2 separate regions of the Homo sapiens genome follow, and region 2 is linked to region 1. Evidence: read pairs that join two places in POLR2A ChIA-PET (ENCODE). Cell type or tissue: MCF 10A. All regions are shown on one strand. Each heading gives the region's core, and the rest is flanking DNA. Links, peaks and the distances in the headings are about the cores only.

Region 1 (16,247 bases), core at 3,272-11,271:
ACCTATATATGAGCGACATCATAGCTATGTATAGAATTTTTTCACAATTGTTGTCACTCGAAATTCAGCAGACATTGCTTCATTGTTTTCTGAAATTTAAAGTTGCACAAGTGAAGTCTGGGATGACCTGATTTTTCTCTCTCTCTGTTTCTTTCCTACCTAGATACTGAAAATTGTTTTCCTTTATCCTTAAGCCTTGATGAGTCCTTTTATATTAATGTTGCCCCTTACATCTGATGGCTGACATCTTCCTTCACATCAGAGAAATTTTCTTCTATTATTTATTTGAGTATGGGTATAGTAAATTATAATTAAATGAAAATTTAAAATAGAGACTTTAATGAGTCTATAAAAGCTCCATTGACTCAAAATAAGCTCCCTAAATAAATGTTGAATGAATGAATAAGCAAAGAATGGATGAGTGAATCTTTTTTCTCCATTTTCTTTGTTCTCTTCTTCTTCCTAACATGGCTTTTATGTCTTCCCCCATCTCCATTAGAATTTTCTTCTGATATCTCTTAGAAATTTTCAAGCTACTTTCCTTATTTCATTTGATTTTATGTTATTCATGGCTTACACTTTTTAAATTTTACAGTAGTGATTTTTCATATTTTAACCTTTTCCTTTACAAAAAAATTTTGCAGTTGAGATTTGTTTCTTCTCATGGGTGCAATGAATCTTGTAAAAACTCTAACAAGAGGTATCACATTGTATTTCCTTTTGTTCTGTTTTCTCTGGTTTCTTGCAGTAACTCTTTTCCAAAGGGAACGCATCTGTTTAGTTTCCCTGGATTTGTCCTTGCAAAGCCAGCCTCTAAGATGTCCCTGCAAATTCCCACCTCCTGCCATTCCTGCCCTTCTGTGTTGCCCTCTCTCAATGAACCAGGGCTGATCTGTGAGACCAAGAGTCTCACCATTATGTAGAGGTAATGATGCATGACCCTTGATGCTAGGAGGTCACAGAAGACATTGCAGCTTCATCTTTGTGCTCTCGGATCTCTCACTCCCCAGAAAGCCCACCACCATGTCATGAGGACACTCAAGCAGTCCTGTGGAGGGATCCACCTGGGAAGGAAATAAAGCCTCCTGCCAATGGCCAGCACCACGTTCCAGCTGTGTGAGCGAGTCACCTTGGAAGCAGGTCCTCCAACCCACAGAGCCTTTGGATGACTGCAGCCCCAACCAACAGGTCAGAAGACTGCAACCCAATGAGAGTCCTGGGCCAGGACCACCAAGCCTCTCCCAAATTCCTGACCCACTAATATTGTGAGAGAACATGGTGTTTTATTTTATTATGTTTATTATTGTTTATTATTATTGTAGGCCACCAAAGTTTGAGGTATTTGTTAGGTGAAAATAAATATCTGATACCATCTCCTTCTTTTGAACTCATTGGCCTTTTCAATAAATGTTTGTTTACTTCTGTTTGCTCAGTGTTAGAATTTGACATTGGTTCTGTCAGAGCTTGTGAAGGTTTCTGTTCAAACCTTTCATTCCCAGAGGAGGGAGAAGACAAAAGTTGAGCTATGCGTTAGCTTTATTTTCCCTGACTGGGGTCTGTGAGGTTCATGGTGAGCAGAGGCTTCTATGGCTTAATGAGCCTGGTGCGGGGTGTCTCATCACTGTGTGGAAGGGTTTTCTGAATGGGGATATTTGAACGTCCCTGCTCCACCTAGAAGTGAGCCAGTGAGCTCCCCAGCTCCACTAGCCCTTCCTCTGCCAGCCATGGGGCCACCGTATGGATGTGCTTTCTCGCTTGCACGGACCTCCCCGGCACCTGCATTGCCTCTCCCGGGTGCTGCCACAGGCCCCAGGGATTTCATGGTGTAGGACATTTGAGAGCCAAATGCCCCTTTCCTTCACTGAAGCCCATCATCCAACTAACTCTCCAGACCACATAGTTTAAATTATGTTCTTGACTGAAGTATTAGGGACACCATCAGGAGCAGTAACCAAACAGGAAGAACACACTTGGGGCATAATTTGGCATCATCTTTTACAGCTGAACACATACACATCCTACAAGCTCCTTCTAAAGAAACTAGAATTTGTTCATCAAGAGGTAAGAATGCTCACAGCAGCACTGTTTATGGTAGAAAAAAACTGAAGACAAGCAAATATTCATTAACTGTAGAATGGATAGATAAATCCAAGTATTTTTATTATAGATGGTGGGTTATTATACAGTAGTGAAAAAATGAACCACAACTCCACATGTCAACATGGAGGAATCTCAACACTCACAACGTGGTGCAGAAGAAGCAAGTGAAAGAAAAACGATTCCATTTATAAAATGGCAAGAGTCCCGGCACTTTAAGAGGCTGAGGCCCTTGAGACCAGAAGTTCGAGACCAGCCTAGGCAACACAGCAAGACTCTGTCCCACAGAAATAAAATAAAATAGCAGGCAACATGAAATATTCTTTTGCTTAAGGCTGTATTCCAAGGTGGGAAACTGAGTGATAAACTCGAAATTGGGAGGCCTCAGAAGTTGGGAAGACGCAACCAAAGAGAGCTGTTCTGGGCAGGTGCAAGGCCTGGCAGAGTTAATTTTCTCATCCTGAGAAATTGCTTCATTGGGTATTGAAACAGAAGAAAAAACAGAGTATTTGCTTCATTGTTATTCCTTAACCTGTACACATACAATGTAACAAGTTGAAAAAAAAGATCCTAATCAGCTTCTAGACTCAGATCTTCACAATGCCTGTGTCCTCTAGGCTAGATGTTGGTTCTCCCCCTTCTCCCTCTTTTGAGTCTCAAGCAACTGTCCCTCCCTGTGCCAGAAAATCCCACCCCTGCCCTAGAGGAGCCATGTTAACCAGTTCTTCCAGGGTCCTCAGTCTCCAGAAGCCCCTGTGGCCAGCCAGATTGGCACCAGATTGGCGTCTCTTGGGCCTGTGGTTCACTCCTCCCTGGACTGCCTTGAACACCAGGCAGTTGTTGTGGGAAGTCAGGGACCCTAAACCGAGGGACTGGCTGAAGCCATGGCGGAAGAACATAAATTGTGAAGATTTCATGGACATTTATTAGATCCCTAAATTAATACTTTTATAATTTCTTATGCCTGTCTTTACTGCAATCTCTGAACATAAACTGTGAAGATTTCATGGACACTCATCACTTCCCCAATCAATACCCTTGTGATTTCCTATGCCTGTCTTTACTTTAATCTCTTAATCCCGTCATTTTCGTAAACTGAGGAGGATGTATGTCGCCTCAGGACCCTGTGATGATTGCGTTAACTGCACAAATTGTTTGTAGAGCATGTGTGTTTGAACAATATGAAATCTGGGCACCTTGAAAAAAGAACAGGATAACAGCAATGTTCAAGAAACAAGAGAGATAACCTTAAACTCTGACCTCCGGTGAGCTGGGCGGAACAGAGCCATATTTCTCATCTTTCAAAAGCAAATGGGAGAAATATCACTGAATTCTTTTTCTCAGCAAGGAACATCCCTGAGAAAGAGAATGCGTCCCTGAAGGTGGGCCTCTAAAATGGCCCCATTAGGTGCGGTCGTCTTTTATGGTCGAGCTGTAAGGATGAAATAAACCCCAGTCTCCCATAGCGCTCCCAGGCCTATTAGGAAGAGGAAATTCCCGCCTAATAAATTTTTGGTCAGACCGGTTGTCTGATCTCAAACCCTGTCTCCTGATAAGATGTTTATCAATGACAATGCGTGCCCGAAACTTCATTAGCAATTTTAATTTCACCCGGGTCCTGTGGTCCTGTGATCTCGCCCTGCCTCCATTTGCCTTGTGATATTCTATTACCCTGTGAAGTACGTGATCTCTGTGACTCACACCCTATTCCTACACTCCCTCCCCTTTTGAAAATCACTAATAAAAACTTGCTGGTTTTGCGGCTTGTGGGGCATCACAGAACCTACCGACAATGTGATGTCTCCCCCCGACGCCCAGCTTTAAAATTTCTCTCTTTTGTAGTCTGTCCCTTTATTTCTCAAACTGGCTGATGCTTAGGGAAAATAGAAAAGAACCTACGTGAAATCGGGGGCAGTTTCCTCCGATAGGCAGTAAATTACCTCTTGTGCATGAACTCCTTGGAGTGAGGAATATATCATTTGCAAGGACAAATGCAAGGAGAGGGCCCATTCTGACCTGTGTGAGAAGGTCTGAGAATTTTATGTACATCCTTCGAGTGGCTGGTTTCAGAGCGGGAGATGCATTCACTGACTCAGCACTCACATGGGTGAGTCAGCAGACACCGGCCTGGGGGCCAAGAAAGCCAGGCTCTACAAAACAGTTCTACAAAACAAGCCAGTTGGCCATAAGGAGGTCACTTTTACTTTCTGGGACTCAGTTGCTTCTTCTGTTCAGTGGGATATTTGGACCAAGTGAAGTTCACATCCATTTTAACCCCACGGTCCCTGTTGTTATGCATTCACGGAGTGCAAGGGTCCCCAAGGAGCATAAAGAGGTGGCACTCCCCTTGAGAAAGCAGGGCCACTCACAGCACATAATCAGAGAGCACTGAGGAAGGTCAACTCAAGGCCAAAATCCCTCGCGCAGAGACACGGACCACAGGTGCTGAGAAGAGTTGCCCACTGAAGCTGGGCTTGGGAGCACACGTGAACTGGGGTGGAAACAGGCGGTGTCCCCCTGGCCTCACAGTCCTGTGAGCTCACAGAGGCTCTTCCGGCCTATTTTGGGCATGGGCCTGGAAGGCGCAGCTGGAACCAAGGGTGAGACTGGAACCAAGCTGGAGAGAGGTGAGACTCGAGAGTTTAGATCTGAAAGCCCACGGGCAGGCTGAGCGCAGAAGCAGGCCAGCAGCGAATGGGGAATCTGTGGAGCTCAGTGGAGTCAGATTTCTGGCTGGGTGCTGTGTCCACTCCCCTGGGTGGGGCCCTTTTGCTGGATGTCGGAGTTAAGTGTGACCATCAGACACTCCCCAGTGGCTGAATGTCCAGTCTGTAGACAAAGCTTAGCAGTGTTCTGCCACCAGGCCTATGTCCCTCCCCAGCAGCTATGCTGGGTTGACTCCAGCCAGTGAGCTGATGAAACCCAAGTCTGAGAATACTGGCTGCTCTGTGCCATCTGCCCCGCTCCATCATCCTTGCAACTGGTGGGGTAAGATGGTTGGTCCAGGATTGGGTGGTTTGTGGCTGGGCCAAGAAAGGGAGGTGGGAGTTAGGGGTTGACTTGCCCCAAACTGACCCCCTGTGACCTGGCGTCTCAGAGAGAGAGCTGGCCTCCTGCAGGGCTCCCCCAAAACTAGCCTCAGCCTGGTGCTGAGGCCTGAGGACCAGGGCAACCAGTCCTGGAAGAAGGTAGCAGAGATGGAGCGGGTGTCCCATGCTGAGAGCTGCAGCAGCCTGGCCCCATCAGAGGCAATGGACAGATGCTTTCCTATCCATGCAGCCTACGAGCCCCACAGTCTCAGTCCTTCCAGGCTCTGATTTCTGGCCCTGCTGGGTCCCTGCATGCTGCCCTAATGAGACCAGCAATGAGGACTCGCAAAGCCCAGCTGTCCCTGTCTCTGGAATTTCCCAGTAATCAAATGCCCCCGAAAGCCCAGTGAGTGTGTGCAGCCGGGTCACATTTTCGTTTGCTTGACAGGAGGGGAAAACACGTTTCCCTGTGGGACATTGTCTGCCCTGGGTTGGACTGAATCTTTGTTACTGAGACACCAGTTCTGCTAGTCCCCCACCTAAGTCCCCTCAGGTCTGTCATGACCCTCAACTTCCAACCCCTGGGAGGATGGCTGGCAGGGGAATGAGGCTCACCAGGAGCCGGGGCTTCCTCAGGCGTGCAGTTAGGAAGGCCAGAACCACAGCCGGAGCTGCAAATGCCCCCCAGATCAGCAGGCCTAGCATCCCAGGCTGGCCTGGTGGAGGCTCCCCAACCCTCCCAGCCATCTGGGAAGGCCCCCTCTCTCCAGGTCCTCATGGTGAGGCTGACAGTCACATGCCCCCACCCCCACCCAACAGAGCAGGCACAAAACCCCACCAGCTAATCTAGTCACCCCTCCCCACTCACAGCCAATCGTTCTTCTGTGGGGTTGCATGAGGACCAGAGAGAGAAGTCCCCCTTCCACCAGGGCTGCACAGACAGGGCAGCCCATGGCCCACCAGTGTCCTCCCCACTCAGAATGGAGCCAGACAGAGACATTTGAGGACCAAGAGATAAAGCCAGATCGAGCACCTGGGGGGCTCCCATTTGAAACCAGGAGCTGGCACTGCCTGAAGCGGGAGCCCCTGATGGACTCGGCGGCTCTGAGCCAGTGAGGACTTGTTTCCAGTTCCTTGTCTTGACTGACGGCAAGCGCCCAGGCCTTTGCTCTCCATAGCTGCCGCTGTATTCCCCAGCCTCACCCTCCTCAGTCCTCCACGCAGCACCTGCGGCTCTGCAGCCCTGGGCCAACACCATGAGGACCTGGGTCCTGGACTGGCTGTTGGACAGCTCCGAGGCAGAGGCCCAGAATTGGCTGCTGGGGCACCTCCCATTCCCAGGAGAGTGGGTTGCCCTGGAGCAAGGCTGCCTGGCCTCCTCAGGGAGACCCCAGCCCCTGTCTCAGGAATGCAACTTTCTGTGACAAGCCCACTCCATGGCACAGACTCCAAGCCCTCGCTCCCTGCCCAGACGCTTCGCTGGCTGAGATTGCCCGCGCTCTGCTTTCTGCACACTGCACAGCGCTTCGGCTCCTTAGCTTGAAGGTTTGTGATATTTCTTGTTGGAATAAAATGCCAAACCAGAACTAACGGTGGGACAAAGTGAGCTGTTAGGAAATGCCTCTTTGAGCCACAGCACAAAAATTAGCACAGCATTTCCAATTTTCTTGTGAATTGAGGAAGCAGGCACCTGCGAGGTCCCGTGTGGGGTGGGAGGGCCAGGGGTGGCTCTAAGCCAGCACTGAGGGGAGCAATTCATTCAGTCACCAAGTGGGCCTGAGCACACACATGGCTCATGTCAGCTCAGGCTGGGGAGAAGACCAGAGCAGAGGGCCTCGCCTGTGGTTTGAAGCCCAGGTGCCAGAGGCTGGCGTATCCAGGACAGAGGCCCGTGCCCCTTGCTCTCGGGGAAGATCTGCCCAGGAGCAAGATGCCCAGAAGTGAGATTCTGAGTGCTCCTCCAGCCGCAGCCCCTCGGCGTGTTGTGACAGGGAGGGGCCGAGGCTGGGGAAACCAGTCAGCCACTCTCTGTGAGTCAAGCCTTTGGCAGGCGGCCCCCAGCCCCAGGGCATCTCTGACTCAGCCTGCTGACTGACAGACTAGGAGCTCTATGGACAGGAGGCAGTGAAAGTGCCGGGAAAGGGTGGCACCGAGGGCAGAAAAGGCTCTCAGCTTCCCCAGAGAACTTGAATTGAGCTCCCTTCGAAGCCTGGCCCTGGGGCACCCTCCACTCCTCTCTCTCCTCCTCCTGGCACACCCCCTCTGTCTGAGAGCCTGAGCCTGTGAGTGCAGCCTGAGGGGCAGAGAAGCACACTTCTCAGTCTCTGGCAAGTGAGCAGCCCAGCGGCCCCCCTACTCCAGGGCAGACATCATCCTGCCCTCCAGAGGACCCGGCCCTCCAGTGAGGGTGGGGCTGATGCTGAAGGCTGAGGAAAGATCACTTCCTGGCCTTCAGCCCTTCCACACCCTCTCATGGGCCCCACCCCACTACAAGTTCTCTCCAAGCACTACTCAACACAGGCTTGGGGCCAGCCCTGACCCCCAGGTCGTTTTCTTAAGCATGTGTGCCTCATGGCCTTCCCCCACCCTGTAGAGTGCTGCAGGTTTGGCCCCTCAGGCCACACATGCTCATTTCTCCAGTTTGAGCCCGCACTTGCCCTGACTCTTCTCTATGTTCTCTCCCTCCTCCCAGCCTCCCAGGCACTGTCCCCAGCCTGCCAGGCACTGTCCCCAGCCTGCCACTGCCAAGGAGCCCCCAGGAGCACCCTCAGCCCCAGGGCCACCTGCAGGCCAGAACAGGGGCTGCAGGAAGCTGCACTTCTTCCGGCTTTCTCAGGGCCCAAGGAGGGGCCTGCTCTGTCCCCTTGTTCAGCTCCTTCTCTGCCAGCCCTACAGGAAGGAAAGGAGGCCACGCCTCACAGCTTGTGCCCCAATCTGGAGCTTCTGCACCCGTGCCCCAGGTCCATGGGGCCCCACCCTTACTTGTCTTCACTCTGAGCCTGGAGAGGCCCAGGACTTCCAGAAAGCTGCAGGCCAGGACCCTCAGCAGCTCCTCCCCATTCTGGGAGAAAGCCCCAAGACAGCCTCTGAGACGACTCTGACTTTCTAGCTGTGGAACGTTGGGCAAGTCACTTAGCACTCAGAGCCTCAGTTTCCTCACATGCAAAAAGGGATAATCGAGCCTGGGATATAGTAGAATGATGAATCAAAATACTCTCTTATTAGTTACTATTACTGACAGTTGGTCTGTTTTGACTCACACCTGTAATCCCAGCACTTTGGGAGGCTGAGGTAGGAGGATCACTTTAGGCCAGAAGTTTGAGACCAGACTGGGCAACATAGTGAGAACCCATCTCTACTGAAAATTTTAAAAATTAGCTGGGCATGTGGCACACGCCTGTGTTTCCAGCTACTCAGGGGGCTGAGACAGGAGGATCGCTTAAACCCAGGAGGTTGAGGCTGCAGTGAGCCATGATCATGCTACTGCACTTTAGTCTGGATGATAGAGTGAGACTCTGTCTCTTAAAAAAAAAAAAAGAAAAAAAAGAAAGAAATACTTGAGGTTGGGTAATTTATAAAGGAAAGAGGTTTACTTGGCTCATGGTTTTGCAGGCTGTCCAGGAAGCATGGCGCCAGCATCTGCTCGGCTTCTGGGGAGGCCCCAGGGAGCTTTCACTCATGGCAGAAGGTGAAGTGGGAGCAGGCGTGTCACACGGTGAGGGAGGGAGCAAGAGGTGGGGCCGGCTCCTTTTTAAACAACTGGATCTTGCATGAACTCGGAGAGTGAGAACTCACTCATTGCCACAAGGAGGGCACCAAGCCATTCACAAGGGATCTGCCCCTGTGACCCCAACACCTCCCACCAGGCCCCACCTCCAACACTGGGGGTTACACTTCAACATGCCATTTGGAGGAGACACACATCCAAACCATACCTCTGACCTAAATATAGAGCACTGATTCTGAACCTTAACTGATGATAACATCCCTGGACCCCTTTTGAAAGTGATGGAAGCTATGAACTCTCACCTCCAAGAAGGCACAAAAATAAAACTCGTAAATACAATACAGGTGCAAAGACCTCCGAGGGTGCAAAGGCCTCCTGAGGCCATCCAGGAATCCCAGGTTCATGGCCATCTGGGTCATATCCACTTTGGGGCTCTTACGAGCACTCCTGGACTTCCACACGTGGGAAGGGGATGCAGGGTCATTTGAGGATGGAATAGCGAGGTCAGCTTGATGTGCTTCTGCCGAAGCATTTTCCAGAGCTGTTCACTGTTTTCTACACCCATCGAGTGTGAGGAGCACTTACTGTGGCTGCACTTTTCACCTTTTGCCCCCTTCATGCATTCCTGTGTTCTTCTCACAAGGGCCAGCGTTGGACCCACAGACCGCAACACTGTGCTGGGAGGAGGGGCGAGCCCTTTGCAGGCTCCTGGAGACTTTCATCAGGAGTTCGCCACTGTCCAGCAAGGGCCTGCTGGGCAGCAGACACTGCTTAATTACATTGTCTCATTTAACCCCGTCCAGTGTTCTTCAACACTGAAATGATTCTCCTGCGTGGTGGATAAGAAAACTGAGGCGGATACACCAAGTTCTTTGCTTAATAGAGGGAACAGGCTTTAGGTCACACCAGACACAAGGAACATATCTACAGCCAGAGAATTAGAGACCACCAGATGAGATGCCAGGCCTTGGCAGGGAACTCAAAAGTGGCAAGAATTAGGGTGGCTTGTGAAGAAGTGAGAGCTGGTGGTCTTTTAGACAGGCCACGTATATAGGGCCATGTGAAAAAAAATGGAACATCTTCCTACAGGAAGCCGTACCTGATTTACTCTATCCCACATGAATAATTTCTCTGCTTTGCCTTCCTGGTTATGCACTCAATTTATGTTGAAACTTTTTGGGTTGAGTTTTATAAATATCATTGATACCTGGAGCGGACACTTAAGGCATGATCCGTCTCTCTAGCCACCCCACCTCTCCGCTGCCTTGTTTGTGCTGAATGATCCTGTCTCCTGGGACGGAGCTAACTAGCCTGGAGGAGAACACAGCTGGACCAATCAGATGCACTCTTCTGAGAAACCGAAGTGGGAGACTGGGAGATCCACCGCCAACAAGCCACTGGAGCTGAGTCACATTGATGAGAAGGCAACACCACAATCTCCCATTACTGGGGTCTCCAGGGCAAACCACTTTCTATGGCTTTGAGTTTGGGTCTTCCTTGGAGTCCATGAGACATCCAGAGTCCTCCCAATAAATTCCTTTTGGTGCTGAAGCTACTGCTATTTAGTCTCCTTTACTTGGAATTGAAAGACTCGGAACTGATCTAACTTTGGAGCAGGAAGGAAGCTCACATCCACCTCCTCACTTTTCAGATGAGAGAACCGAGGCCCAGAGAAGAGAGTCATTGATCGAGCACCTCACAGGTAGAGGACGTCAGAGACTGGACTGGACCGCCATCCCCAGATGCCCTGTGCAATACCCACAGTGTCAACTCTGAGGATCACAGCAGGGCTCCCCACACCTGCCTCCTCCAACAGCAGGAATCTCTCAGAGGGAGCTGGGTTAGGCAATGAAAGAGGCGCGGTGGGAAAGAGGCCTGGGGAAGAGGCTTGGAATAGCTAAGTGTGGCGTCAAGTACATATTTGTACTTAGAAGTTTGTAATGCTTTTATAACCAACCCATGCCCTAACTGGGGTTTCAAGTTATTCATGGGTTGTGGAACTCAATCAAGACTTGAAATATGAAATTAATAAAGAAGAGCCACCTGGCTGGTGACAGGCAATGATATGTGGGTTGTGTCTTGAGTTGACACCACAAGTTCGGCATCTGTTGGTGTGAGCCACCCACCCTTGGGAGGTGTCACCAGGTGACAGCCCTCCAAGAAGGGGTTAACGCATCTTTTCCAGCCCCCTAGCAGGCTGTAAACAACAACAAGCAGGTCAGAACTTGAGGATAACTTTTCATTCTTGCTATCAGCCCCAAAGGATATCCCAATTTTTTGGATGAACTGAGATTTGGCCTGATGAACCTTTGCTTGGGATGAAGGTACCTTTGGGTAGGACCTGGAAGTTTAGTTGGAAAGTGTGTGGTGATAGGATTGGGCTGGCCCATGCCCCTTCTCTTCATTCTCTTATCTCTTAATCCATTCAAAGGGATGAAAAACTGGAAAACTGGTTCTAAAACCTGGAATGGGGAATAAATAAGGGAAAGAAGGGGATAAAGAGATGAGAAAGTGTCTGTGGAGTTGACTTGTAAGGTAAACCCTCCACATAGGAAGGGTTGACACTGCCTCTCTGAGAAGAGGCAGCAAGTCCCAGACACAATCCACACCCACCCGTTGGCCTTTTCTGTCACTAATAGAAATCATTGGGCCACATCTGACTTAACTTCACTCTTTTTCTCCACTCTCTCTTCAAACTGGTGGAGGACCTTGGGGGACTTTCCAATTCTGGTTTTTCTTAAAGCAGAAAGACAGCAAACCACACAGGTCAGCTGCAATCCTCTGTACATCTCGACACCTCTGTCTGCATTCAGGACCCCACATATGAAATTCAGCCCTGCTTTGATTTCTTGTAATTCAACAGATGGGCCTGGCATGGTGGCTCACACCTGTAATCCCAGCACTTTGGGAGGCCGAGGAAGGAGGATGGGTCGAGCCTAGGAGTTTGAGACCAGCCTGGCCAACGTGGCAAGACTCCATCTCTACAAAAATTGTAAAAATTAGCCAGGCATGGTGGCACACACCTGTAGTCTCAGCTATTCAGGAGGCTCAGGAGGAAGGGTCACTTGAGCCCAGGAATTCAAGGCAGCAGTGAGCTGTGACCACACCACTGCACTCCACCTTGGATAACAAATTGAGATCCTGTCTCAAAACAAAACAAAACAAAACAGAAATGTGTATTTAGTGCAAGCCTATTGTGAGCAAGGCATCATGCAAAGCACTCAGTAAATATTAACAAAGAAGGCAGGAGAGGTGTTTCATTTCCAGAGTTATCTTATCTTTGAAATTCTAAGACTTAAAGTATTACTTATTCAAATCTTTTGCCATCTTTTTTTTTTTTTACTATTAGATTTTTTCCTATGGGGTTGTTTGAGCTCCTTACATTTTCAGGTTATTCCCTTGTCAGATGGGCAGTTTGCAGATATTTTCTCCTATTCTGTGGGCTGCCACTTCACTTTGTTGATTGTTTCCTTTGCTGTAGAAGAAGAAACTTTTTAACCCATTTATGCCTTGTGTTCTACTATTGGAACGCTAAGCTTGTGGGAGTCATTTATATCCTACTGCTCAAGGTCATCACCAAGATCTGATTTCTCACGCACAAAAAATTTGCAACCTCCAGCATAAATGGGTTAACTTGATGTGATCCCATTTGTCCATGTTGGCTTTGGTTGTCTGTGCTTGTGGGGTATTAATAAATCTTTGCCCATCCCATTAAGCCAAAGTCTTCAACTATTTCAACCTTCTCAAATCCCAATAACATATTTTAATTCTGAATTCTCCCAATAACCAATATCTATGCATCAAAATCTGTAAGTTGAACTCTTTTTATATAACAGAATGATTAGGCTTGCACTGCCTCGCCTCTCTTACCTATCGCTAGGATATTCACAGTTCTTTCTATTTGCATATTTGTATTTTTTAAAGACTTTTTTCTTAGAGCAGCATTAGGTTCACAGCACAATTGAGAGGAAGGTACAGAGATTTATCATATATCCGCTGTCCTCACACATGCATAGCTTCTCCATTATCAACATCCCCAGCAGAAGAATATGTGCATTACTGTTGGTGCACTTTGATTTTTTAGAATACATGCATACACATACACACAGTCATACAAAGCCCTTGGGAACGTGGCTTTGTTTTGATGGAGAAGCAGTTGACATCATAGTAATGCAAATAACTTCACATGGAGCAGCAGTGGCTTCGACTTAGAGCCTCATCACGCTTAAAATGTCATTTACCACCCCCCAGTCCCATCAGTCCACTCACTATCTTGCTAGCTCCTTCACTTTCCTCTAGAGTAACATTGGTCTCCATCTGTGCTCTCCCCCATCACCTGCCCATCTCAACCTTGGGCTGCAAGGTATCATTTATCCCCAAATTGATATACAGGTTTAACACAATTTCTGTCAAAATCCCAGCAAGAATTTTTGTATATATAGACAAGCTTATGCTAAAATGTACATGAAAGGCAAAGGAACTAGAATAAATAAAACGATATTGAAAATGAAGAAAATAACATGGAAGAAATAGTTCTACCCAACTTGATGACTTATTGTATAGCTACCATAATCAAGACAAGTACCCAGCCTGGGAAGCTCCCTGGTCCTACTGGGTTGATACTCCTCTTCCCCACCCAGAGACACCAGGAGTCCAGGTGGAACAACCAAGGTGATTACACCATAACAGATCCCCAGCCTTTGATCAAGGAAGGGCTATTGTGCCACAAGTGGCCAGCCTGGAAGAGCTCTTTATCCCCGCAGGCCAGAGACTCCCTCTTCCTACCCAGAAGCACCAGGCAGCTCGGCCTAGGGAGGCTCCTTCTGCCATTCTGCCAGAAGGGTTACTGGGAGCCTCACTGGCACTAGATAAACTAAGAAAACTGAAATAACATTGCAAGGACTCTGAAAATTAAATTTTCATTGGAACTACAGCTCATAAAAACAAGCCAGGTTCTTTGTGCTAAACCTAATCAGGGTGACTGACTACTGAAATGAGAAATGTATATGGGACCCAGAGTCTCCTAACATCATAGCCAAAATGTATAGTATGCAATAAAAGATCACCCATTATACAAAGATCACAACTTGAATGAGAACAATCAATCAACTGATGCTAACAACAAGAATGAGAACAAACCTTGTAATTATTTGACACGAATTTTAAAGCATCCATCATAAAAATGCTTCAACAAACAATTACAAATTCTCTTGAAACAAAGGAAAAATAGAAAATCTCAACAAAGAAATATACAGTATAAAAAGGAAAGTTATAAAACTGAAAAATACAATAAACAAAAATAAAAAAAGACTCATTACATGGGCTCAATAGTAGAATGGAGGTGACACAGGAAAAAAATCAGTAAATTTGAGGACAGAATAATGGAATTTACCCCATCTGAACAGAGAGAAAACAGACTAAAAGAAGTAAATAAACAGTTTCAAGGATCTATATAAAAATGGCAAAGACCCAACATTTGTATATTGGCATCCCAAAAGAAAGACGGGGGAAGACTAAAAAGTACTCAAAGAAATAATGGCTGAAATCCCAGCTTTGGCAAAAGACATAAGCCCACAGACACAAGAAACTGAGTGAAGTCCAATAGGATAAACCCGAAGAAATTCATGCCAAGACACAGTAAAAACTGAAGATGAAAGGAAAATCTTGAAAGCTGCCAGAGAGAAATGACACATTCATTCTAGGGGCACACCAATTTAAATGAAAATTTCTCATCTGAAACTATTCAGAGCATAAGGAAGTGGCACAATCTTTTACAAACGCTGAAATAAAAGAACTGTCAACTTTGAATTCTACGTTGGGTGAACGAAGGTGTTCTGCAGAAATGAAGGGGAAATAAACGTTCTCAGATGAAGAAAAAAAGAATTTATGGCTAGTGACCTACCTTTAAAGAATGTCGAAAGGAAGTTCTTTAAATAGGAAATGATACAAGGAGTTGTATTGGGGCATCCAGAGGAAAATAAAACAGAAAGAAAAGAAACACGGGTACCTACAATAAACTAAACTACTCCTTATCTCGTAAATCACAATTGATGAAAAAGTAAACCTAAAACCGCGCTGAAAAATGAAGTCTATTACTCTTTAAAAAAAAAAAAAAAAAAGCAGATGCATGATATTTACAATCACTCCAAAGAAAATGAAATACTTAGATACACACTTAAATATCATATGCAAGATATGTATGTTGAAAATTATGAAATGCTGATGAAAGAAATCAGTGAAGAACTAAATAAATGGAGAGACATATGTCCATGGATTGAAAGACTCGACATAATGAAGATGTCATTTCCCCAAAAATTGATTTAAAAGTTTAATGCAATTTCTATAAAAATCCTAGCAAAGTTTTTGCCAACATATACAAGCTTTTTCTAAAATTTATATGGAAAGGCACAGGTCTTAGAATAGGTAGAATACTCTTCAGAAAGACAAATGAAGCCAGGCACGATAGGGCATACCTATAGTCCCAGCTACTCAGGAAACTGAAGATTGCTTGAGCCCAGGGGTTGGAGTCTTGCAACATAGCAAGAACCCGTATCTAAAAAAATAAAAAATTTAAAAAAGAAGAATAGAGTAGAAGAAATCCCCTTACCTGATATTAAGGCTTACTATATAGAAAAAATAATCAAGACAGTGTGGTTTTAGCAGGTGGACTGACACATTGATCAATAGAAAAGAAGAGATGCCAGAAATAAACCCAAGCGAATATGCCCAGCCAACTTTAGAAAAAGATGCAAAAGCAATTTAGTGATGACAGATACCCTTGTCAACAAACGGTACTGGAGCAATTGGAAATCTATAGGCAAAAACAAAAACAGTAACAAAAAACAAAAATCCCACCCACAATAACCTTAGACTTAAATTTCACGTCTCATTTGGAAATTATAGACTTCATTATAAAAAATGAAACTATAAAACTTGTAGAAAAATAGCAAAAAATCTCCAGGATCTAGAGCTAGGCAGACTTCTTAAGCTTGACATGAAAAGCACAATCAATGGGGCCCGGCGTGGTGTCTCATGCCTAGTAATCCCAGCACTTTGGGAGGCTGAGGCGGGCAGATCACCTGAGCTCAGGAGTTCAAGACCAGCCTGGGCAACATGGAGAAACCCTGTCTCTAAATAAATAAATAAAAGGAAAGCAAAGCACAATAAGTAAAAGAAAAATTAATAACGAGGACCTCATGAAAATTAAGAAGTGTTGCTTTGTGAAAGTCTCTGTTAAGAGGATGAGAAGTCAAGCTACAGAATGGGAGGAAATATTTGCATGCCACATCTCACAAAGGACTAATTACTAGAATATGTGGAATATGCAAAGAACTCTCAAAGTTCGGCAGTGAAAAACAAACAATTCAATTAGAAAATGAGCAAGAGACCTGAAC
Region 2 (16,247 bases), core at 3,548-11,547, 73 kb before region 1:
CTTTGGCTCAAGGGAGCCTCAAAGCAGCCCCATAAGAGCCAAGGTCAGGCCCCTCATCAAATCCGTTTAACACTTAGATAAACAGAGGCCCAAGGGGCAAGAGAATCTTCCCAGGGTCCCACTGCCAGAGACAGGTGGAGCTGGGACCGGCAGTCAGGGCTTGAGACCTTAAACCCCGGCCAGTTTCCTTCCGCAGAGAGCTGCCGTTTGAGCCCAGGCCCCTACTCCCTTTCTCCTCAACTGAAGATTGCAGCTGCAATTTGTTTCCAGGTGTTCAGGCCCCAGAAGACTCACGTTTTCACACCCTGTCGCTTGAGGTTTTCTCCATCCAAGGGGGAAAGGTATAGGATGTTTGCATGAGTCCCTCTTGATGGTCTATGAGTTTCTCCAGGCCCCATTAATTGACTTATGATTTATACTCTACCTACTTCCAAAGAGGACATGAAGTAGCTTACCATAGAATACATGCATATAATGCTGCTAACAAAAAATGATAATACATAAAAATTCAAGAGGAGAAAGAAAGACTCAAATACGCCAAACACAGGGGCTAACACAGATCGTGTGATTAAGGGTTAACTTTCTATCTGGGCTCCTAGCAGCTAAGGTACAAGTTGGTGCAAAAGTAATTGTGGTTTCTGCCATTAAAAGGCCACACTACTTTTGAAATCAACCTAATAAAAAGGGCATCTTCGGGAGGCACTGAACCATCTTTTCATCCTCCCCCAGCACCTGGCGTCAAGGAAACCCTTGAAGAATGCTTGAGGCTGACTGAAAACATGGGTGGCAGCCTAAGTTCATGACTTGCTTTGGCCAAGTGACCCCACGGGGACCCATATCCTTACTCTCTGGGTCCCTCCCCAGAGGTCAGTCCTGGGGCACGCCCTGGGTGCCTGTATGGCTCTCTTCTCCGCCCACAGGAAGTGTGACCCCGGATCATGACGTCATGGCTGACCTTGGCATCTGTCCTGCTGCCTTAATGAATCAGGCCTCGCTAAGGAGAAAGCCCCAAGTGGCCAACAGGAATGACTCAAAATGACTTAATTGATTTAATTAACTGAAAAGAGAGGAAAAGAAACCAAACCCTTCTGAGGGCAGTTTGAGTACCTGCTTGGGCAATGAGTGCAATGGAGATGCCCCCGGCCTGGTGGCTCAGGTTCAGGAAACACGTCTCACCCTGGCCCCACCCTAGGGTCCATGGTGCCGGGGCAGGCCGGGCCCTGATCCTCACTGTCTCAGGAGAACCAGGCAGCCAGGGATCACAGCAAGGCCATCCACAGTGGAGGATCAGCCCTGGCTTTTGTGACTTAGCTTTCAAGAGCCAGGCCCTGGCAGACGTCACCCTCAGAAGCTTCCTGCAGGGGGTGGGTTGGGTCAGGCAACCCAGGAAGGACGGGTAGACATAAATAGGTAAGGCTGAGGAGGAGAGGCTTTCTTACGGTGAAGGACAGAGGAGAGCTCTGTGGAGAGGTTGGGCTGAGCCCTGCAGGCCCAGAGTCCCTGAGAAGCTACAAGGAGCAAGGGCGGGCAGGGGAGGCTAGATTAGACATTGCCTTCTGACCCTCTTCAGTGAGAAAACCCTGCTTCTGCAGGGGTAAAGATCTCAGCCTCACTGAGCTGCCCTGCCCTGTGGAACCCCTGATGTGCTAGGGACAGACTATCCCTGACCACTGACATCTACTGAGCAAGTACAAGTGCCAGACATGCTTGGGGCTTCCCAGAGTGTAGCCCATTCCATCTTCATCATTCTGCAGTAAGTAATGCCACTGGCCCCGTTTTGCAGGTGAGGAAACTGAGTTCAGAGAGGTTCAGAGATTGGCCCAAAGACACACAGCTAGTAAATAGTGGAGCCAAGGTTAGGGTCCAAGTGTGTTCAACTGCAGCACGCAAGTTGCTCTTAGCCCCTCCTTGGGCCCCCCCCCGCCCCACCATGGGTGACTGAGACACAACTCCTGACCATGGGGCTCTCCCGGTCTGATTGCCGTGTTCTGTCCTACAGAAACTTGGTCCAGCTGGGAAGCTTTGTTGCTGCTCTTAGGAAGCTCCCGGAAAAGTGTCTAATGGCAGGGCAACAGTGGTGGCGGGGGTTGTGGGTTCCCTTTCATCTGGGAGCTGTAGCCAGCAGGGGCTGGAGGAAGGATGCTCCTTAGGAGGCATCACTGAGAAGTGGACTAAAGAGATAACACCAGCAGAATCCACCTGTATCTTCTCTAAGGCTGAGGCCTCCTCTCCATGTGGGCCTCTCCCAGCAAGGGGGGCAGACAGGCACTCCCCACCTTCAGGGAGCCAGGCTGCCTGGCAGGCGGAGCACTTCAGCCTGGAGCCAGGAGATCTGAAGGGAGGGAGATGCGGTGCTGAGAGGAGATCAGCCCAGAAACCCCCTGAGTGTCTTTCATGTCTGTGCAATGGGTCCATCTGCAGCCAGGGCCAGGGCCCAGCAGAGGCCAGAACTGCGACTGTCTGAATCAAAGCCAGTCCACGGCCAGGGTCAGAGGTCAGTCAAAGATCAGGGTCATGCATTAGTCAGAGGCCAGCTTGAGGTCTCAGCTATAGGTCAAGGGTAATGGGGCTGGGATCAACTTTTAAGCAGTGGGCTGCAGAAGGAAGAGGCTGGGAGGTCCCTTGAACAAGGTCTGGATCAAGAGACTACAGTGAGTCACCAGGGTGACCCCTGGGGTCCTGTTGGCTGTGGTCACCTGCTAGGGAGCGAATGCAAGCCGGGGCTGCGGATGCTCCAGGGGTAGGCAGGGGCCTGCCTACAGACTCCGCGCCCCTCATTCCTCCTGGCTGAGGTCATTCCATTGGCCCAGCCACCCCAGCCTGGGAGGGGAGGCAGAGGTTCTGAAGTGGTTCCCCCAGAGTACCTGTGAGTCATGATCCCTAGGACTGCAGCTACTGGGCCTGGCAGATCGGGGTACCCCAGGACGCTGCTCCCAGCCCCAGAGCCTCATGTGTCAGCAAACGAGAGTCAGTTAAAGGCTAAATCCTACTGAGACTAAGCTATGTGCCAGACACAGTTCTAAAGCTTTATATACATAGTTTCTTTTAATCCAGTGATGTGTTATTACTCAGTTTATAGATGAGGAAACTGAGGCACAGAATGGTTAAATACATGACTCTGGCACTTAAATCCATGCATGGCTTTAAATGAGGCAGCCAACCTCACTCTGAACCACAATATGATTTCAGAACAGGATGAGACTAACCCTCCCCCAACCCCACCAACTCAAGCAAGCTGTGGCATTGCTAAAGGGCTGTGGGCATGGGGACTGCAGACTCCACATCCCTACCATGCTACTTCCTCATAGAAGAAGCTTAAAGCCAGAGTCCAAATCTCTAGGGATGAAATTCCAGGCAGCAGCAAGTTGAATCTTTGGAGCAGGGTGGACTCCTGGCAGTATCAGCCAGGAGTCTCCATTTTTCTTGATCCATGAAATGCCGCCATCCCCATTTGTTTCTTTTCTATTGGACATGGGGCCTTCCAGCAGGCAGCGTACCTTGGGAGGGACTCCCAGTGCGATGTGCTGGCCTCCCAGTGCAATGTGCTGGCCTCCCAGGAAAGTGAGCTAAGAAACATTGCACTTTGGTGGAGTTGTGAGATGCTTTGGTAACTGCGCTTCTATTTGATGTAATGGGGTTAATGAAACTGGGTTAAAATACAGGATTCTCAGGATATGGGTTCCCAAAGGCAGGAAAAGGGATCAGTAAAGACAGTTAAAGGACACAGGACCCCAGGGGCATCGCATTTGATCAGCAGTTTACTCATTCCAGGCACTTCCACAGGTACCTTCACCAGAGTCTCACAGGGAGGAGGTGCTAAAACTGAGATTATCAACCTTTTTCACAGATGAGAAAACTGAGGCCCTCGTGGGGTAAGTGTCGAAGACGCTTTGGAGGCTCCTCTGCAGATGTTCCACCTTGCCCCCTCCTCTGTTGCTGGGAACTCCAATTTTGCCTGAAACTCACCATCCCCAGTTCGTGAGAAGGACGCCCCCACTCAGCTCCAGGGTCTCTCTATTGGCTGAGGCCAGTGGCTTGCCACCTTCCCAAACCCAATCCACCTTTGATAGAAAACATTTTGAGCCATCCCCTTTACTATCCTGAAATGAAATCCATAGATAATATAATTTCAAAGGGAAGCATCAACACAATGCCTTTAACATAAAGGAGAAATATAAGAAGAGTAATTTCTAATGAGCTAAACATGTTTTGGTGTGCAGACGATCAAACGGGACCACAGCACAGGCTGCACTGTGCCGGTGGCAATGCAGACCTCCTGGGGCGCTGCAGCCACTCACACCCCATGGAGCAGCACTGCCAACACTTTGGGACCTTCAGAAGTGGCAGGAGGCTCTCAGTCAAGTTCCAAAGAAAACCATGGAGTATTTTCTCCCACTGTACCTGGTAAACATTGGGCAAGGATGCTTCTATAAAATAGAGTTAAGGGCCTACGCCTGGATCATAAAAAACAGGTTTCTCACCTTCATGAATGACTGACATGACATTAAAGGTCACAGAAGGGACAAATTATTCTATGCAATGCAGGACATTCAAACTTTCCCTGCACCCTCCCCAAACCCCTCCAAATGCCATCACTCCAACAGTCACAACACGCCCGCAGCTTTCTTCTGTGAGCCAGTGCTGTAAGCTGATGACACAGTCATCTATCTCCTTGCCTGAGTATGGCCAACAGGACATAGGGGGGTGGAGGAAAGTTTTCTCATCATGATTGAGGGGAGAGAGAATTACCCCCACTTGTTTACCAGATGTCATTTTATCACTGACCACCCTGAGGGAGACATGGCCAACTGCTGTGTTAGACAGAGGAAGGATGGAAAGCTCCCAGGCCCCTGGGAGTTGAGGGGACTGTCAGCCTGCAGATCCATCTGCCCCGGAACCACCCTGAGTATGGACTCTGCTATGTGAGGCAATAATCCCATCTTGCTTAAGCTATTCTGAGCTGGGCCTTCAGTTGCTTGTTCCCATGGATGTTCAGATACAAGAAGTGGCTTTTCCTGACTTCACAGCCATTCTGGAAATCAGAGCTCAAGTCTCCTGGCCTCAGATGGGTTCTCTCTCCACCTAGTCCTGAGAGATGGAAGCAACCAGGCAGGGTCACTTCTCGGGAAGCTTTCTGGAAAGGAGGCCTCTGAGCCTTCTCAATGGGTGGAGACTCTGAAGGGGCAGACGTCCTGGGGATGGGAAGGGGACTGTCCCCTCCCCAGCTCCTTCCCTGACTCAAGAGACACTAGGATTAGCAGCCACATTCCTCACTAATGTCATCTTTTATGCTTTCGGTGCTTTACAGGCGCCTATTAGAAGACAAGCACTCCACCCAAAGGTGTCTGCCCAGCAGCCAGAACTCCCTAAGTGTGACACAGAGGCAGCACCAGCCTCATCTGCAGTGAGCATCAAAGGCCTCCCTGGGGAAGCCCTCAGCACAGCCCCCAAGGGTGGGAAGGAGTAGGCGGTATGGAAGTGGTGGAGAGGTGGTCAAACCCTCTGAGAAGACCCCACAGTGATGGAAACACAGCAGGACACAAGCTCCTGCTTGACTTGCATCCATCTGCCATGGACCTGCAGATGGAACTGCCATGCAGCACCTACAGACCTCTGCGCAGATTCTCAGCTTTATCCAGGTCCAAGAGGAGCCATCCAAGGTTTGAAGCACAGGGTGACACAGCCACTTCAAGTCCTGGTTTCCCTGAAACCCTTGAGCATCTCCACAGGCCTCCCACTGCAGAACCATGCTGTGGCCTCGAGTTTGGTCCTCAGTGGGAGCCAGCATCTGCACAGCTGCCTTCATGGACAGGGATAATGTCCCTGGTCCAAGTCTTCTGGCCCTTGGGTGTCAGGCGAGGAAGCAGGACACACTCTAGCCCCGAGTTACTTCTCGATACCTCACTTGTAACCCATCATTCCCATGCTCAAGAAGCCACCATGGCTCCCTACTGCCCAAGAGGTCAATTCGAAGTCCACCATCTGCACCCAAATGGCCTCTCAACCTTTTCCCTTTTGTTCACAAACACCAACCCCGAGGTCCCAGCAAGCTAACCTCACAGCGCCCTCGACTTTCCCACCTCCACACCACTGCCTACACTGCTTCCCCAGCCTGGAATGGCTACACCCCACAGGCACTCACATCATCTACAAATCCCACCCATCTCTTAACAACTGGCCCTCCTCTCACAAACGTCCTAATGATTTTCCAGCTCCTGCCGCCCTTGACAACTCCTCAGTCCTCAAAACAGTGGAGATATTCAGCTATCTACCATCAGTCTCAGTAATTACCTTGAACAGTCTCTTTCATCCTGTATTGCTTTTCACATTTTCAGCATTTGTGTTCTTGCCCACCCCCCACTCCATTGTAAACTCTTGGAGGATGCAGACCTGTCTTACTCACACATTCCCAGCACCCAGCATGCTATTGGCACCCACCTGCTAGGAGCTCAGCGAACGTTCTGTGGTTTTGAATTGCTTTTGCTCCAAGGAGTGACTCAGTGATGAAATTGCCTATACAGAGATAACTGGGTGGGGGGAGGTTGAGGGAAGGGTCCCTCCCTCGAATTATTATCATCACCAATGAGTATTTGTTGCATGACTTTGCAAAAGTAATTAGGGAGGAGATTGTTCTTCTAGTCTGTGATGATGGAGTGAACTCCGCAAGCAAGAGATGCAAATGGAACAAGACAGAAGGAACAAGACATGGGATGGAGAATGGGTAGGGACAGAAGCAGAGATTTGGAGAGGGAGCAAGACAGTGACAGGGACAGACAGAAACAGGGCCAGGGATGGAGGAGGAGAGGTACATGTGGAAACAGGCAGGGACCCAGAGAGACGAGCATCAAAGAGGGCAGAGAGGGAGAGAGGAAGACCAACAAAAGCTGAGAGAGGCAGAGGGCAGCAGGGGAGTGGGCCCCTCCCTCCCCAGCTGCTTCCCAGCCAGGCTGGGCCCTGCATCCTCAGAGCCACTCCTGAAACTCCCACATGTTGGGACACGAAGTCCAGGAGGAAGGCAGCCAAACTGGAAAGCAGCCGAGGAGCAGCTGCCAGGCAGCCATGCACCCAGGAAGATGGCAGTGATGAGGAGACGTTGTCCTGTCCCGTGGCCCCACCATCATACCCCCCCAACACACACACACCTGCACACACACACACATACACACACACTGACCTAGCCAAGGTACACTCCTGCACTGGCTGGCTGAGCTTGGCTGGATGAGGAGTACTTTTTCAAGGCTTGACTCAGGTGCCTGCTGGTGACAGGGAAAGGGAGTGGCCCAGCTGAGACCATGGAAGCTGCAGGGGTGGGGGGGTCAGAAACGAAAGGAAAGCTGGGATTAAAGTTTCAGTAACCTGCCTCGAAAGTGCCCAGGTGTTGTGTGGGCCAGGATTCCTGGGTGCTGAGTAAGGCAGCCATCCCCGTGTGGATGAGGAGAGGAGAGGTGCTGGCCACTGGTTGGTGTGAGGTGGGCAGGGGGATGGAGAGTCTTGCCGGGGACTGTGGCCTCCTCATCACCTCTTCCCACCACGCAACACCTTCCTCACAGTCCAGGCACCCATTGATTGAGGGCTCAGACCCCCGCTACTAAGAATGGAGTGAGGTGGTAGGTTGAGACTCAGGGAAGCCTGGGCCTGGGGAGGTCTAGGAACGATTCCTGTGTGTGTGGTGTGGTAAGAGGGATAAAGGATGCCGAGAAAGAAGGGACGAAGAAAGGCAGGGGCTGAAGGGCTTTAAGAAGACTTAGCCTGCCAAACTTCGCTATTCATTCGTGCACTTAAGCAACATTTATTGACACAGGAGAAAAGGGGGGTCCAATCAGAAACCAGCGTGAATAGACAAACCCCAAACCTGATCACAGACTGAACCCTAAACCTGGCCTCAGACTGAACTTTAACCCTGGCCACAGACTCACTGCTAAACCTGTCCTCAAACTCACCCCTAATCCCTAGTACTCCAGCTACACTGAGCCTAGTCTTGGCTACTGGCCACCTCAAAACTATATGTCTCTATCTGAAAAGGTACAGGGAAAGACCATATAAATGTTTCTTGAGATCCCTGTCATCGCTACCACCAACACACAGCACATGGCAGAAGGGCCTGACGGATGACATTTGGCTGCACATTGGAAGGGGTTACAAATGCCATGAAAAGCCCTTGTTTTTCTCTAGCATAGCCCTAATGCCCTTCACAGTTGAATTGCTTCTCCTCCACACCATTCCCTCTCCCTGCCTGCCAGACAAATTTGCCCACTGTTCCCTGACTCCGGACTCCTGACCCTCTCAGAGCCCAATTTCAGAGCCCCTTGAACCTAATCTTACCAGCCAAATACAATCTTTATCTCCTCCCTCTAGCCAATCCCAGCTAGAAGGCTGTCTCCCTCCTCTGAACTACTGCCTCAATGTAAGTTAATAATCCATTTGGCCAAGAATGGCCTTCTATTGTCTTCTTAAAGTGTTATTTTCATTTGCAGAATGACTGCATGTTAGACATACATTCAAATTATCGCCCCAAGTAGGTAGTAATTTTTCCATTGTTACAATCAATGCTGTGATGAACATTCTTACAATATATCTTTATGTCCTTGTATACTTTAAAACATTTCTTCAACCAGAGGAATGTTCTAAACATAATTTTAAAAGTCTAAAAGTCAAAAAAAATTATGATGAAAATTAACAGTATCCTGGCCCACTCCCCCTGCTTCCCTGAGGCTCTTGCAATTTCTTTAGCAGTTTTTCTAGTATTTAACTGTATATATCTAAATAATTTGTTTATATTCTGCTTTCTTGATTAATCAAATTTACATCATTTACTGACTTACTACTATGGAAGATGAAAAAGGGAGCACTCTTACATTGCTACACACAAACATTTCCCCTCTCCCTGGTCTTCTAATAGATCTGAATTACAACATTTCCAAATCTGAGTCAGGTAGTATACTATGATTGCATTTGCTTTCCTGTACAATGTTTAGTTCCTCCTGGAGTCAATAACGGCCTTGATTTTATTTGCCTAGCTTGCTCAATACTTATAGTTAATTCTCTCCAGGCTTTCTGACAGAACCATAAAACCTCTCTAAATAAGGTCAATATCTTCCATTTTTTCTTAGATTTCCTTAACATAGCTGCTGCTCCCATCTGTTCTGGCTGTCTCACATGCCAAAGCACCGTTTTTCTAGTACTTCTTTCACTAACATCTTAGGGATTCATTTTGCTTTTATCTTGTGTTGGCATCTTATTTCCTGGCTCCCCTGTCAATATTTTCTTAGTTTATTCTTTTATTTTGTTGGAACACAACCTCCAGTAGTTTCTTTGGAAAAAATGAGAGATACAAGTTTTGAAAATTTAGATGTCTGAAAATGCTTTTATTCTACTCTCAATATTGATTGAAGGTTTGGCTGGGTATAAAATTCTATATTTATTCTTTAAAGAGCCTTCTCACTAAAATATAGCCAGACCCTAGAAAAATTGCCTTAAATACAATTTCTATTTTTGTAATCATACTCACAAAACATAAGGAAAATGAAAATAACAAACTTAGGAAACTATTCTTTCATCATTGAGATCTATAATTTAGGTCAAGTATTCCCAGCATTGGCTTTACACTAGAATCAGCTGTGGAACTTACTTAAAAAAAAAAAGAAAACTGATACTCCAAAATCTGATTTAATTTGTCTGCAATAGGGATGGGTATAGTTTGTTGGTTTTTAAGGTTTTTCGTTTGCTTGTTTGTTTGTTTGTTTTTAGTGAGAGACTTCTCCCAGTCAGATGTAGAATACTGAATTTTTTATGTGTGTTTTAAAATATACATAACCTAAAATTTATCATATTAGCCATTCCAGTTTGGTGGCATTAAGCACATTTGCATTGTTGGGCAACCATCCCCACCATCCAATTCCAGAAGCTTTTCATCTTCCAAAATGGAAACTTTGTACTAATTAAACACTGACTGTCTATTCCTCCCTTCCCCTAGCCCCTGGCCACTACCATCTTACTTTCTGTCTCTATAAATTTGACTTGTCTAGGTACTTCATATAAGTGCAATCATATAGTATTTGTCCTTTTTCGACTGGCTTATTTCACTTAGCATAATGTCTTCGAGGTTAATCCCTATGATAGCATGTGTCAGAATTTCCTTCCTTTTTAAGGCAGAATAATATTTTATTGTATGTGTATTCCACATTTAGTTTATCCATAAAGCTACTGATAGACACTTCAGTTGCTTCCACCTATTGGCTATTGTGAATAATGATACTATAAACATGGGTGTACAAATACCGGTTTCAGTTTCTGCTTTCTTTCTTCTGAGTACATACTCAGAAGTGGAGTTGTTAGAGTACATACAAATCCTATGTGTAATTTTTTTTTGAGGAACCACAGTACTGTTTTCCATAGCAACTGCACTGTTTTACATTCTCACCAATGTAAAATAAACACTCCCACAGTGTTCCAATTTCTCCATACCCTCATCAATATCTGTTATTCTTTGTTTTGTTTGTTGGGTTTTGTTTTGTTTAGGGATTTTTAGATAATAGCCATTGTAATGGGTATGCAGTGGTATCTTATTGTGGTCTTAATTTGCATTTCCCTAAAGATTAGTAATATTGAACATTTTTCATGTGTTTATTGGCCATTTGTATATTTTTTTGAGAAATGCCTATTAAAGTCTTTGCCTGTTTTTAAATCAGTTTTTGTTTTTGTTGGTTGTTAAGTTGTAAGAATTCTTTTTATATTCTATATATTAATTCCTTATTAGATATATGCTTTGCAAATATTTTCTCCCATTCCATGAGTTGCCTTTTCACTCTGTTGATAATGCCCTTTCGTACATAAAAGTTTTTAATTTTGGTGGAGTCCAGCTTATCTATTTTTCATTTTGTTGTCTATGCTTTTGGTGTCATATGCAAACAAGCACTGCCAAGTTGAAAGTCATGTAGCTTTTATACTGTTTTTTTTTTTTTCTAAGAGTTCTATAGTTCTCACTATAATGTTTAGGTCTGTAACCTATTTTGAATTAATTGGTATATACAGTGTAAGATAGGAATCCATCTTCATTTATTTTTGTGTAAAGATATCCAGTTTTCCCAGCATCATTTGTTGAAAACACTGTCCTTTCCCCCATTGAATAGAGTTGGCTCTTTGTTGAAAAGCATTTGACTATGTATCCAAGGGTTTTTTTTTCTGGGCTCTCTGTTCTATTTTGTTGGTATATATGTCTGTCTTTATGCCAATACCACACTGTTTTTATTACTGAAGCTTTGTGAGAAGTTTTGAAATCAGTAAGTGTGAGACCTTCAACTTGTTCTTTTTCAAAATTGTTTTGGCTACTCAGGATCCCTTGGGATTCCATATAAATTTTAGAATAGATATTTCTATTTCTGCAAAAAATGTTATTAGAATTTTGAGAAGAGTTGCATCAAATCTGTAGATTGCTTTCACTAGTATTGATATCTTAACAATATTAAATCTTCCAATCCAGGCATAGACTTAAAAATAACTCACAATAAAAGACTGTAGATAAAGCAAAGAGCTAGTGTTCTTTAATTTGTCTTTGAATTTACCTTGTCTGCCAAGTCATTCAGCTGAAAACTTCAAAACATCTTTATTAGTAGCTTCATATGTTAATCGATGAGGATCATAATTACTTTTCTTTCTATGATTTATCAATAAAGAATTCCTCAGAATGAATAGCTTCTAGTTGGGATTATGCGGCAGAATTAGCTAAGAGATTTTATTTTGTCTTGTATTACTGCAAAATCCTATTTACCCTATCCTTAGTACATACTGAATCGTAATTTCTAGGGATTTAAAAATAAAACAAAATCTACCTCTAGGTTAAAAAAAAATCTAAGAGCAAACAAAAACAATCAGAAAAAAAAAAAACCCCGAAAAAATAAAAGGAAACTAGAAGAGGCAAAACATAAATAAATATGAAAGAAATAGTGACCCTGAGGGAAAACGCCAATGTTAGCATGTGGTAGAAAAATGAAGAAATCAACCACAAAACTCAATTTGAGAAAAATAAGCACAGGGAAAACAGAAAGCACAAGGTTTAAAGATGTCAATAATCACTACAGTCAAATCACTACTGTTAAATGATGGATATGATCAGAGTCAACTTTTTAAAAATTTATCTATGTGGTGTTGTAAAATGACACACATAATGCATGAAGACAGAGAAAGATTGAAAGTTAAAGGATAAAAAAAGATGTTGTAAGTAAATACTTACAAATAAAAATAGCTAGGGAGCTACATCAATAAAAGATAAAATAAACGTTGAGATGAAAAGCATTATTAAGGATAAAAAGAGTCACAACTTAATGAGAAAAAGTTTAATGTACTGGCAAGATAAAATAATTACAAACTTGTTGGCACCTATTAGAATAAATGATAGACCCAGGGAGGAATGGAAAAATCCGCTATAAGAGTCAGCAATTTCAACACAACTCACTCAATTACTTATGGCTGAAAGGGAATAAAAATCAATAAAGATGTATAGGATTTGAAAGATACACTGAAGAAGCTTGATTTAATGGCTATTTCTAGATCTCAGCATTCCTCAATCAGAAAATACATATACTCCTTAAGCACACATGAGTGATTTACAAAAACTGACAACATACCAGAACATGAAGTAAGCCTTAACGCAATTCAAAGAACTGCTATCATTTCAAACTACAATCTCTAATTACAGTGCAGTTGAATTAGAACTCAATAACAAAAATATAATTATTGTAGACACACATTTCTAAATAATGGTTCAAAAAAAGAAACCATAATAGAAACTTAAAAATGATCAGAGCAGTAGAGCTCAGCTTCTAGCCAACATGGAGTAACGATGACAAGATTTACCCTTTCACCTTACACAATCAGAAAACCAGACAAATATACAAAGCATTGGATAGCAAGCAGCACAGAACTTGACCAACTGAGAGAAGAAAAGCCAAATGTGCCTATTATTTTACCAGCTTACTGGCTCCTGGTCAGAAGGTATGTGAGACAGAAGACAAAGGAGAGACATCATCAAGTAAGAAAAAAAAAATCTGTCAACCTAGATTTTTTACCCAGATAAGTATTGTTTTCAAAATTTAAATAAAATAAAATTTTTAGACAAAATTCGAGAGGATTCATTGTCAGCAGACCTGCCTATAAGTAAAGTTAAAGTGGCCGGGCACAATGGCTCACGCCTGTAATCCCAACACTTTGTGAGGCCAGGGCAGGAAGATTGCTTAAGCCCAGGAGTTTCAGACTAGCATGAGCAACACAGTGAGACTCCATCTGTACAAAAAAATTAAAAATTTAGCTGGGCATAGTGGCACGCACTTGTAGTCTCAGCTCCTTGGGAGACTGAGGTGGGAGGATTGCTTGAACCAAGGAATTCAAGTTTACAGTGAGCCATGATTGGACTACTGCACTCCAGTCTGGCTGAAAGAGTGAGACACGGTCAAAAAAAAAAAAAAAAAAAGGAAAGAAAAGAAAAAGAAAAGAGGCCAGGTGCGGTGGCTCACACCTGTAATCCCAGCACTTTGGGAGGCTGAGGCAGGTGGATCACGAGGTCAGGAGATCGAGACCATCCTGGCTAACACGGTGAAACCCCCTCTCTACTAAAAATACAATTAGCTCTGGGTGTGGTGGCTGGCACCTGTAATCCCATCTACACCGGAGGCTGAGGCAGGAGAACTGCGTGAACCCGGGAGGCAGAGCTTGCAGTGAGCTGAGATTGCACCACTGCACTGCAGGCTGGGCGACAGAGCTAGACTCCATCTCAAAAAAAAAAAAAAAAAAAAAAAAAAAAAAAAAAAAAGGAAAAGAAAAGAAAAGTTAAAGGAATGTCATGGGCAGAAAAAAAATAATACCAGATTGAAAAATGGATCCACAAAAAGAATAAAGAGCACTACAAAGGATAAAAATCACATTTTAATCTCTTGAGAAGATAGCATACTGTTTAACATAAAAATAATAACAATGTGTTTTGCAGTTTACCCATATGTGAAGGAAATGTATAAAAATAGCACAAAGGATGAAGGAAACGGAAATATACTATTTTAAGGTTTGTATAACTATATGTGATGTGACAGTTTAAATTACACTATGATAAGTTAAAGATGTTTATAGTAAACCACAGACAATAATTAAAACATAAAACAAAGTCATAGAGCTAATAAGCCAATAGTGGAGGTAAAATGGAATTTTAAAAAATTATTCAAAAGAATGAAGGAAAGGGAAAAGGGGGGACAAAGAGTAGATTAAATAAAAAGACAACAAATAGCAAGATGGTAGGTTTAAGTTGAAAAATATTGGAATTTTTATTAAATATAAGTGGCTTAAGCACAGAAATTAAAAGGCAGAGACTTTTATTAGATTTTTTTAAGCAAGACCAATTATATATTCTCTAGAAGATACTCACTTTTAATATAAAAACACAGGTTAAAAGTAAAACAATGAAAAAGATATGTCATGCAAATACTATTCATAAAACAGCTGGAGAGGCTATTTTAATATATAGTAGACCCAATATTATCAGTGATAAAGACAGAATAAAGGGGTAAATTCATCAAGAGGACATCACAATCCTAAATGCATATGCAACTATTAGAAGAGATTCAAAATATATGAAGTAAAAACATACAATAGAACAAAGAAATAGATACATTTATGATTACAATTGGAGATTTCAACATTCCTCTTCCAGTAATTGATAGAACAGGTAGACAGAAAATTAATAACAATATAGAAGACTGGGCTAGGTGCGGTGGCTCATGTGTTTAATCTCAGCACTTTGGGAGGCCAAGGCAGGAGGATCACTTGAGTCCACAAATTTGAGACCAGCTTGGGCAACATAGCAAGACCCCATTTCTACAAAAAATTTAAAAATTAGCCGGGCATGGTGGTGTGCACCTTTAATCCCAACTACTTGAGAGGCTGAGGTGGGAGGATGGCTTGAGCCCAGGAGAACAAGCTGCAGTGAGCTATGATCACACTACTGTACACTAGCCTGAGTGACAGAGCAAGACCCTCTCTCTTAAAAAAAAAAAAAAAAAAAGAATACAGAAGACTTGAACAACACTATCAACCAACTTGACTTAATTGACATCTACAGATTACACCATCCAACTATAGCAAAAGACACATTCTTTTCAAGTGTTTATGGAACATTGACCAAAACAGATTATATTCCGTGTCATAAAACGAATCTGCCTAAATTTAAGAGTATTGAAATCATGCAAAATTTCCTTACACAACAGAATTAAACTAGACATAAATAACACAAAGATTTCTGGGAAATCTGCAAATATTTGGAAACTAAACAACACATTTCTAAATAACCCAGCCTTCCATACTTCAAAGAATTCACAATTGAAGTAAAACCATATTTTGAATTGAATGAAAGTGAAAGCACAATCAACCAAAGTGGGTGGATTACAGATAAAGCAGTGCTCTGACGGAAATTTGTAGCATGAAGTGCTTATATATTAGGAGGAAAAGATTATAAATTAATAGTTTAAACGTCCACCTAAGAAACTAAAAAAAAATTTCAAGTTAAACCCTAAATAAGAAAACAAAAGGAAATAATAAAGAGTATAAATTAATTTTTAAAAGGGAACAGAAAAAACAATAGATATCACGAAACAAATAACTAGTTCTTCAAAATACATGAAGTAGGAATTGACACCACGACCATGGTCTCTAAACCTACCAAAGATTCCCTGGGATTATGTCCTCAAGACAAAATAAATAGATAAACAAAATAAAAAATAAACCTAACAAAGACTACAAAAAAATCTCAAACCAATGTCGTTATTCATTATATTAAACCTAAAAAAAATCCTTTATTTAGTCACTTGAATCCAGCAATGCATCTCTAAAAAGGGTAATACAGCAAAACCAAATGGGGTTCATCCCAGAAATGTAAGGTTGGTGTTTACAAATGGTTCCCCAAAAGACATTTGTAGCTTAATCCCTGTAAATTTACATTAACTTATTTGGTAAAAGGGTCTTTGCAGATGAGATTACATTCAAGACTTTGAGATGAGGGGATTATTCTGGATTATCTGGGCAGGCCCTAAATGCCATCACAACTCTCCTTATAACACAGAGGGAGATTACACACCCAGCAGAGGAGGAGGCAATGTGGCCACAAAGGCAGAGTGTGGCATGATATGGCCACAAGTCAAGGAATGCCAACAGCCCTCTTCAGACAACAGACCTCACGATCTGCCAGGGTAGGGGCGGGGCAGGCACTCAGT

Evidence for each region. ChIA-PET counts read pairs that join two places held together with the same protein. Peaks named below come from ENCODE experiments on the same cell type or tissue, not always from the same donor. Only the 100,000 strongest peaks of a DNase experiment are listed, where the experiment ranks them.
Region 2: POLR2A ChIA-PET joins it to region 1 with 10 read pairs; 4 of 35 experiments call an interaction of 5 or more read pairs at or near these places.

What each region holds. Positions count from the first base shown.
Region 1 is chr2:72,108,394-72,124,640 of GRCh38, forward strand. No RefSeq gene overlaps it. Among named protein-coding and RNA genes, the nearest start is that of CYP26B1, 31 kb to the right of the region's middle. In MCF 10A, for the core only: a CTCF peak has its summit at 7,882 (motif pointing left); DNase peaks (open chromatin) are centred at 4,198 and 7,258.
Region 2 is chr2:72,034,759-72,051,005 of GRCh38, forward strand. No RefSeq gene overlaps it. Among named protein-coding and RNA genes, the nearest start is that of CYP26B1, 100 kb to the right of the region's middle. RefSeq lists an enhancer at 2,005-2,672. In MCF 10A, for the core only: no CTCF peak of the experiment used is centred there; DNase peaks (open chromatin) are centred at 6,433, 7,013 and 7,223.